Regions from separate parts of the Homo sapiens genome. Here region 2 is linked to region 1. A link is a loop called in an ENCODE intact Hi-C map of the cell type or tissue named here. Cell type or tissue: breast epithelium. All regions are shown on one strand.

The links. A loop is a pair of places that touch in the nucleus more often than their neighbours do. Peaks named below come from ENCODE experiments on the same cell type or tissue, not always from the same donor. Only the 100,000 strongest peaks of a DNase experiment are listed, where the experiment ranks them.
Region 2: a loop joins it to region 1, with 7 times the contacts of the local background. A loop is called at or near these places in 2 of 110 quality-filtered maps.

Annotation. Positions count from the first base shown.
Region 1 is chr1:246,332,397-246,337,396 of GRCh38, reverse strand. It overlaps SMYD3 (SET and MYND domain containing 3), which reads left to right. Exons shown (of 12, transcript NM_001167740.2): 3 at 1,923-2,030. Among named protein-coding and RNA genes, the nearest start is that of SMYD3-IT1, 12 kb to the right of the region's middle. RefSeq lists a silencer at 3,540-3,589. In breast epithelium, no CTCF peak of the experiment used is centred here; no DNase peak of the experiment used is centred here.
Region 2 is chr1:245,642,991-245,647,990 of GRCh38, reverse strand. It overlaps KIF26B (kinesin family member 26B), which reads right to left. Exons shown (of 15, transcript NM_018012.4): 10 at 1,711-1,870. Among named protein-coding and RNA genes, the nearest start is that of KIF26B-AS1, 410 kb to the right of the region's middle. In breast epithelium, no CTCF peak of the experiment used is centred here; no DNase peak of the experiment used is centred here.

The DNA.
Region 1 (5,000 bases):
ATATAGATATATCTGAGTTAGTGAATACCAACCTAACTCTCTAAAGGGTGACAATAACAAGCATGGGAAACTGTGTTAAATAATTTATACACATTTCTTTAGTGCATAGACTTTTAGAACTTTTAGGATGCTAAGTATATTTTGAATCTCTAAGTAGGGTCAACATGATATTGTGTTTTTAAAACTTACTTGACAATTGTACCATGTATATTTTAGGCCTCTTACACACATTGGTAATTGCTAATTGCTAGTCAAGGACTAGCCCCCTGAGCAACAGAAGCTTGTTCTTTCACTGAGTTGTATTTTAATATTATGCCTTTCAGTGAGTACTGATATTAGAAGTCATATGAAAGGCCATTATAGTTGTGAACTGTTGTTAAGGACATTGTTCAGTGTGTTGATTAGCATTCTTGGAATAAATCCCTCCTGTGATTTAATACTTGGTGAAACTGTATGTTTTTACTTTCTGTCAGTTGAGGATTATATAAGCCATTATGCCTTCTTTTTTGCCTTGCTTGTAAGGCATCTCAAATAAATGTGACGTACAAATACTCAAATGTAATGCAGAAATTATTCAGCTCTCATGTTTAGCATGCTAAGAATTTTTACTCTCTCTTTTTGTATTTGGGCAGTTTGATAGTTAGATATCAGCTTTTGAGCCTTTATTTGTAATAGAGGGATAATACCTACCATTTGGATTGTTACGAAAATCAAGTGAAACGTGCTTCGTTATTTGCTTAGCCATGTATCTAGTACCTTGTAGAATGCTAAGTAAATGCTAGCGTGCTTTCCTTTTTCCCCCTTCCATAATTTTAATATGTTCTGTTTCTGGTTTTGCAGTCTTATTTCATACACATCTTTACTTTGAATCAGCTCAGTCTTGTTTAGAAGTGAGTGAAGTGTAAATGCTAAAACAAAAATTATGAACAGCACATTGATTTTGTAGACCCAGAAATTGAGGAGCAGATTTATAATTTTTGAAATAAGAATGAGTAAGTGGTATCAGGCATTTCAGTAATGGAAATTCCAATTTTCAGAATATAACACGAGAGACATTTGATTGAGGCTTCTTCTACTCACCAGGGCTAAATATTAGATGATCTGGATTTTATTTCCATATGAAAGTGATTCCGTGTGAAAGGAGCCGTCGCCTTTCTGATCCAAGGCTCAAGGATAGTGTCCTTCCCTTTAGTCCATTCATCTGTACATTGGCAACTGACTCAATGGTCTCTTTAGCCACATCAACACATGGCTAGGATCATGGCTTAGGTGACCATATAATTTGTCATCAAAACCAGAACTTTTCAGAGTGAAAAGGGGCACTATTAATATTTAAGCCAGGACATAGATACAAACCTAGACACATCCAGGACAAACTGGACATTTAATGATTTTAGCTAATAGTTCTTTTTATGTTGCTTTTAAAACAAAGAGATTTTATATTTGGGGGTGTGTTAGCCCTCCTGATATTTCTGTAGCAGCACAGAAATTCAGAAGGCTGTCATCCCTATTTTGAGTCTTCTGAACCACGTTTTATTTTCTAATTTGGAGTGACATTTTCCTTTTGTATTCAAAATGACTATTGTTGAATCCTGTTTAATCAGTTCCAAGACCATCTTATACATTATTAAGTAAGCTGTAATGGCTCTTTCTTTGGACTCCACTAGCCAGGTAATAACCAGGGGACAAATGAAAGCACAGAGGTGAAGCTGAGGCTTTTAATGTCCTTGCATAGTAATTGCATATTTGGCAAAGACTCATCCTGGATTATTTTCAGATTTAGAATATTGCTTTTATTTTCTATTGTGCAGTTACATTTGGACTATTAAAATTTAATGTTTATGACTCTTGATGTTCAAAACCAGTATAAATGAAAGTTAAATTTTAGGTCACCTATGTTCTCCCCACTCTTGTTTTAATAGAAAAAAGCTTGGCCAGACCACAAGCGGGAATGCAAATGCCTTAAAAGCTGCAAACCCAGATATCCTCCAGACTCCGTTCGACTTCTTGGCAGAGTTGTCTTCAAACTTGTGAGTATAAAACTCATGAAATATAGCTGGGTTTTGGTTAAATAAACATATGCAATTGCATTTTCCGGTATACCTCAGAGATGTTGCAGGTTCAGTTTCAGACTACCACAATAAAGCAAATATTGCAATAAAATGAGTCTCACAAATTTTTTGGCTTCCCAGTAAATATAAAAGTTATGTTTACATTATACCGTAGTCTATTAAGTGTTCAGTAGCATTATGCCAACAGAACAATGTACATACTTTAATTAAAAAATATATTTCTAAAACTGCTAAGGATCATTAGACCCTTCAGTGCATCATCATCTTTTCGCTGGTGGATGTTGATGGCTGCTGACTAATCAAGTGGTGGTTGCTGAACTTTGGGGTGGCTGTGGCAATTTCTTAAAATAAGACAACAGTCGAATTTGCCGCATTGATTGCCTCTTCCTTTCGCAAATGATTTCACTGTAACATATGATGCCTCACAGCTTCTTCACCAGGAGTAGGTTCCATCTCAAGAAACCACCTTCTTTGTTCATTCATAAGAAGCAACTCCTCATCTTTTCAAGTTTTATCATGAGATTGCAGAAAATCAGTTAATTTTTAATCAGTTAATTTATAATTCTTTAGGCTCTACTTCTCTCTGTTTTAAAAAAAGTTTTGCTTTTATTTTAGATTCAGGGGGTACATGTGCAGATTTGTTACATGGGTATATTGCATGATGCTGAGGTTTGGGGTATGATGGATCCCATCACCGAGGTAGTGAGCATGGTACCCAGTAGCTAGCTTTTCATCTCTTGCCCACTCCCTGCTTCTTACCTCCCCCTCGTATTCCCCAGTGTCTGCTATTCCCATCTTTGTGTCCATGTCCACCCAATATGTAGCTCTCAGTTGTGAGTAAAAACCTGTGGTATTTGGTTTTCTGTTTTTATGTTAATTCACTTAGGATAATGCCCTCCAACTGCATTCATGTTGCTCCAAAAGACATGATTTCACTCTTTTTAATGGTTGCATGGTATTTCATAGTGTTTATGTATCACATTTTCTTTATCCATTGTGCTGTTAATGGGCACCTAGATTGATTCCATGCCTTTGCTGTTGTGAATGGCACTGTGATGAGTGTATGAGTACATGTATCTTTTTGGTAGAGTGATTTATTTTCCTTTGGATATATACCCAACAGTGGGATTGCTGGGTTGAATGGTAACTCTTTGAGAAATCTCCAAACTGCTTTCCACAGTGGCTGAACTAGATTACATTCCCACTAACAGTAGATAAGTGTTCCCTTTTCTCTGCAGCCTCACCAGCATGTGTTTTTTTTTTATTTAATAATAGCCACTCTGACTGTTATGAGATGGTGTCTCATTGTGGTTTTGATTTGCATTTCTCTGATGATTAGTAACGTAGAGCATTTTTCCTATGTTTTTTGGCCACCTGTATGTTGTCTTTTGAGAAGTGTCTGTTCTTGTCCTTTGTGCACTTTTTATTTTCACTTTTTGAGACAGGGTCTCACTCTGTTGCCCCAGGCTGGAGTGCAGTAGCATGATCATGGCGCACTGCAGCCTCAACCTCTGGGGCTCAAGCAGTCCTCCTACCTCAGCTTCCCGAGTAGCTGGGACCACAGGTGCATGCCACCACGCCCCGCTAGTTTTTGTGTTTTTTCCTTTTTTTTTTGGAAAGACGAAGTTTCATCATGTTTCCCAGTCTGGTCTCAAACTCCTGGGCTCAAGAAATTCTCCCACCTAGGCCTCCCCAAGTGCTGGGATTATATAGGTGCGAGCCACTGTGGTGGCCCTTTGTCCAGTTTTTAATGAGGTTGTTTGTTTTTTACTTGTGAATTGCTTAAGTTCCTTATAGATTCTGGATATTAGACCTTTGTTGGCTGCATAGTTTGCGAATATTTTCTTCGATTCTGTAAGTTGTCTATTTACTCCATTGCAGGTTTCTTTTGCTGTGCAGATGCTCTTTATTTTAATTAGGTCCACTTGTCAATTTTGTTTTTGTTGCAGTTGCTTTTGAGGACTCATCATAAATTCTTTGCCAAGACTGATGTGTAGAAGGGTATTTCCTAGGTTTTCATCTTGATTCCAGCTCCTTCGTTCTTGCTATCACATCTACACTTACTTCCTCTACTGAAGTCTTGACCCCTCAGTGTTATCCATGAAGGTTGGAACCAAGTTCTTCTGAATCTTCTGAACTCCGGTTCATGTTGCTGTTTTGACCTCCCACTGGTAAAGCATAGGCAAAGTCGATTTACCACAAATAGTAAGGGCCCTGGCATTTTAGGAATGGTAAATGAACACTGGCTTCAACCTAAAGTCACCAGCTGCATTAGTCCCTAAAAAAAAGTCCACTTGTTCTTTGAAGCCAGGCATTGAATTCTCTCTAGCTATGAAAGTCCTAAGTGACATCTTCTTCCAATATAAGGCTGTTTCATCTACATTAAAAATCTGTTGTTTAGTGTAGCCAAATTCAATTATTTTAGTTAGGTCTCCTGGATCATTTGCTGTAGCTTCTATATCAGCACTTGCTGCTTCACCTTGCACTTTTTTAGATTTATGTATGTATGTATGTTTTGAGATGGAGTCTTGCTTTGTCACCCAGGCTGGGGTGCAGTGGCGTGAGCTTGGCTCACTGCAACCTCCGCCTCTTAGGCTCAAGCGATTGTCCTGCCTCAGCCTCCTCAGTAGCTGGGACTACAGGCGCCCACCACCATGGCCAGCTAAATTTTTTGTACTTTTAGTAGAGACAGGGTTTCACCATGTTGGCCAGGCTGGTCTCGAGCTCCTGACCTCAGGTGATCTGCCCGCCTTGGCCTTCCAAAGTGCTGAGATTGTGGGCGTAAGCCACCGCACCTGGCCACCTCGTGCTTTTATGTTATGGAGATGGCTTCTTTCCTTAAACCTTATGAACCAACCTCTGTTAACTTCCAGCTTCTCTTCTGCAATTTTCTCCCCTCTCTCAGCCTTCACAGAATTGAAGCAAGTT
Region 2 (5,000 bases), 690 kb after region 1:
ACTCAACTACAGAAATGACATCGAATGAAACTCTATAATTCTTCAACTCAGAATATTCTCCCATAGAAAAGGGTTGTTACAAGAGCCGGGAAAACCATTTCTGGGTTTATCCAACTAGGATTCCAAATTTCTAGAAATGAGATGGACAGGATTATAATCACCATTTAAGCTCCTAAAGTCAGTCCAGTAATGGTTCTCCTGGTAGGAAATAAACTCACAATGTATTTGGTGGGGGGGTCTGGCATCAACATAGGGCTGAGGGGAAGAAAAACTCCAGCACTCATTGTGAATCTCAGTAATTATAGAATACACTGCCCGACTTTTTCCTCCTACACAACAGCAACGTAGGTTTTGTAGGGTTTTTACAGATAAAACCATGAATCCACATATATTTAGTTAATCTTCACCTCATGGCAACTCTGTAAGGTCGGTGTTTTTTCCCTTTAAATAGGTGAGGATAGGCTTGACTAGATAGGTGTAACCAGACTTTCATCATTGGTTATTGGCCATAGTGTCCTAAATTCTACAATAAATTTTCTTTTTTTTCTTTTTTTTTTTTTTTTTTTGAGAAGGAGTCTCGCTCTGTTGCCCAGGCTGGAGTGCAGTGGCGTGATCTTGGCTCACTGCAAGCTCCGCCTCCTGGTTTCATGCCATTCTCCTGCCTCAGCCTCCTGAGTAGCTGGGACTACAGGTGCCCACCACCACGCCCAGCTAATTTTTTGTATTTTTAGTAGAGATGGGGTTTCACCGTGTTAGCCAGGATGGTCTCAATCTCCTGACCTTGTGATCCACCCGCCTCGGCCTCCCAAAGTGCCAGGATTACAGGCATGAGCCACCGCACCCAGCCTACAATAAACTTTTATACATGTTTTATCATTTTGAGCCTTATATTTCTGTGATGTAACATGTATAGCTTTAACCCTCATTTTAGGAAGAATGAAGGTTCATGCAGCTAGTAAGAGGCTCAGCTAGGCCTTGGCAGAAGCCTGGACAGCCAGTCAATGGCCTGCCACCACACGGTCCAATGAGAACGCTTAGTTGGGGTGATGGTGGTGGAGTGGCTTTGTCTCTGCCAGACATAGGAGCGGCTGTAATTTAATTGGAGCAGTAGTAAAGAGACAGGAAGGATCCTGGAAGTGACTAAACATTTGCATGGGAAGGCAGGTGCTAACTCCCCTAGCTTTCTGAACTCCCGAGATTGGGTTGCCAGATAAAATACATGTCACCAGGAGCGTCCCATGCAATGTTGGGGTGCATACTTATAATACAACCTTATTTGTTGGTTATCTGAAATTTGAATTTGCCTGGATATCCTATATTTTTTTGGTTAAGTCTGGTGGCCCTACCCCTAAGGATAAGCCAGTCTTCCACCCCTCACTCTCATCACTATGAAACAGGCACATCTTTATTATGGTGACAATGACCCACCACCTTCATTTGCGAGTGGAGACCTCAACTGAGATAATTTCCTATTTCCTCTAATTTGAGCAGCCTAAAGTTAGAACTGGAATAGATTTAAGTATTTCCAAAAGTTTTGAATTTGGGAGATCATGCATTACACAACTGTTAGCTAAGGCTGGTCTCTGGCACTGAACTTATAATGGGGTCCAGGCTGTCCCTCTGTGGCACACCTCTCCACAGATGGCACTGAACAAAGCGTCCCACACCATGCTTACCCCACCACATTCTTTGAGTAGAAGAGTCACTTACTTGTATGGAATGTGTTTGCTGCCATTGACGAGAGCCAGGATGACATTGCCCAGAGCAGACAGCGAGAGACACAGCCCTGAGCCTCCTTCTCGATTTTTGCTAAGAGCTTTCACACAGCTGCCGAGATCAATGAGATGCAGGCGGCTGCGACCTCCAGACACTACCACAGGGGAGAAGATAAAAGAGAAATGGTTAAGTTCTGACAAACACTCATCTGTTCTTCATGTAGCTCCTTGGGAAATCTGAGGCAAAATGAGAAGGGGAAGTAAAAGGTTGACGTTCATGACCTACTAGGAAACCCCAGAAAAATCACGCTGGGGTTGCAAATAGCATTGGTCCTCTTAAATTCTTTCCACCACGCACCACTGACCTTCTAAAGCCTACTGACATTCACACTACAAATAAGTGAATTCAAATAATTCTTGCAGGTTGAACTGAATGAGATTTTGGAGAAAATAAATGTCAAATTACAGGAGGATACGTTTCTACCTAAATGCCATTTGAATAGCAGAATTCTGAAACTCATCAAGTTAAAACCTGAATGGCTCATGAGTGATTACCTGCTTTGGTTGATCGTTATACAGAAACCAACCTAAAGCTCAGCCAGGAATCAGGTTGCAAACCCAAGACAAAAATCAGGAAGAAGTAACGACCAGGTGCAGAGACAGGGAAGACCCAAATATTTGCTGAGTATCTGCCAAGTGCCAGGTGCTGTACAAACATCAGTTTCGTTCAGTTCCCACAGTAGAATCATAAGCTAAATACTATTATCCTTTCTGTATTGATGAGAAAATAACTGTTCAGAAAACTTAAGCAACTTGCCCATGAATACCTCTGCTGCTGAAGTACAGGGAGACCAAGGTGGCAACAATTTACAAGACAGAGTACTGCAGAGGAGAGAGCTCTAGAGATTTGCAGAAGGTCCCTCAAGTGTTCAGCTGAGTACTGATCAGCACACCTGATGTAGTTTGGATGTTTGTGTCCTCCAAATCTCATGTTGAAATGTGATCCTCAATGTTGGAGATGTGTCGTCCACCCCCATGACCCAAACACCTCCCAGCAGGTTCCAACACTGAGAATCACAGGCGTCGTGTTGAAGTGTGATCTTCAGTGTTGGAGATGGGGCCTGGTGGGAGGTGTTTGGGTCTTGGGGGTGGATCCCTCATGAACAGCTTAGTGCCCTTCCCATGGTAATGAGTGAGTTCTTGCTCTTTAACTTCATGCAAAAGCTAGTTGTTTAAAAGATGCTGGCACCTTCCCCCTTCTCTCTCCTGCTCTCTCTTGCCATGTGACACGCCTACTCTCCTTTCACCTTCCACCATCATCGTAAGCTTCCTGAGTCCTCACCAGAAGCAGATGCTGGGTGCCATGCTTCTTGTATAGCTTGCAGAACTGTGAGCAGAATAAGCCTCTTTATAAATCACCCAGCCTCAGGTGTCTTTTACAGCAATGCAAAAGGGACTAACACAACATTCATGTGAGAAAACTATTCAAGGCTCAGAAATTAACTACCTAAAAAGATTGGAGATAATGGTGCACAGCACTCACACAAAGCCAGGAATAGTGCCACTTCCTAACAGCCAGCCTGGAAAACTTCACAATTCACAGGGCATTGGGTTGAATACCCAGAAGTCTTTCCCATACTTAGCCACAGACTGAACACTGACCTGATCCCACCTAACACATATTAAAAGCAAAACAAAAAAATGATCAAACTGTTTCCAAGTAATGCAACTGCATTCTAAAACAAAGCTTAAGAATATTTACAAAGTAAAGACTCGGGAAAATGAAACCCATAATGAAGAGATAACTGAAACCAACCTAGAACTAGCATAGATGTTAGAATTGACAGAAGCAGCTATTTATTAAAACAGTTATTTCAACTGTATTTCAGATGTTCAAAAAGTTAAGTAGAAACATGGAATATATATTTAAAAAGACACAAAACTGAACCTCTAGAGATAAAAACTACAATGTGTGAGATAAAAAAAATATAGTAGATGAGATGAATGGCAGATTAGATATTGCAGAATGAAAAATCAGCAAATTTGAAGATCTAGCAATAAAACTATTCAGAATAAAATATATAGGGAAAAAAAACAACAAATAAAACACAGAAAAAAAAGAGCTGTAGGACAACTTCAAGTGCCTGCTATGTGTAATTGGAGTCCCTAAAGGAGAAGACAGAGTGTGGTACAAATAAAATATTTGAGAAAAATAATGGCTAAAACTTCCCCACATTTAATGAAAGTCATAAACCCATGTATCCAAGAAGCTAAGTGAGCCCCAAGCACAAAGGAAGAAACTATATCAAGGCACATCATAACCAAACCGCCCAAAACCAGTGATATAAAGAAAAATCTTGAAAAGAGCCAGAGAGAAAAAAGCACGTTACATATAAAGGAACAAAGATAAGGATGACGGCAGATTTCTCATTGGAAATACAGGTGAGAAGACAGTGGAGCAATGTTTTTAAAGTACTAAAAACTGTCAAGTTAGAAATATACACCCAGCAAAAGTATCATTCCAAAACAAAAGGGAAATAAAGATATTTTTTGACTTAAAAATCCTAAAAGAATTCACCATAAGCAAAAACACAAGGAATATAGACAAAGGAATGAAGAGCTTTGGAAATGATAACCACATGGGTAAATATGTAATTTTTATTACTTTAAATCTCTTTAAAAGATTATTATTAAAACAAAAATCATAATGTAACGTGTGAATGATGACATATGTAAAATTAAAATGTTTGATAGCAATAACACAAAAGTCAGACGGGAGAAATGGAAGTATACTATTGTAAGGTTTTTATTCCTTATATAAGTGGTATAATATCACTTTAAATTAGACTGTGGTAACTTAAACATATATATTACAAACACTAAAGCAATAATTAAACAATAAAAGTAATAGCTAATAAACCCACAGAAGATGGAAATTGGAACCATTTAAATGTTTCATAAATCCAAAAGAAAGCAAAAAAGAGAGAGAGAGAACAAAGATCAGATGGGACAAATAGAAAACAGAAAATAATATTTTGAACCAAACCATATCAATAATCATATGAAATTGAAATAGTCTAAAATACCCTTATTAAAAGGCAAAAATCGTCAGATTGGATAAAAAAGTGAGGCTCTACTATATGCTTGAGAAATACACTTCAAATAGAAATAAACAATCATTTAAACGTGTAAGTGTGGATAAGGCAAACAGTAACCATAAGAGCTGGAGTGGATCTACCAATATTAGACAAAAGAGACTGAAGACAGTCAAAGACCTATCCCATT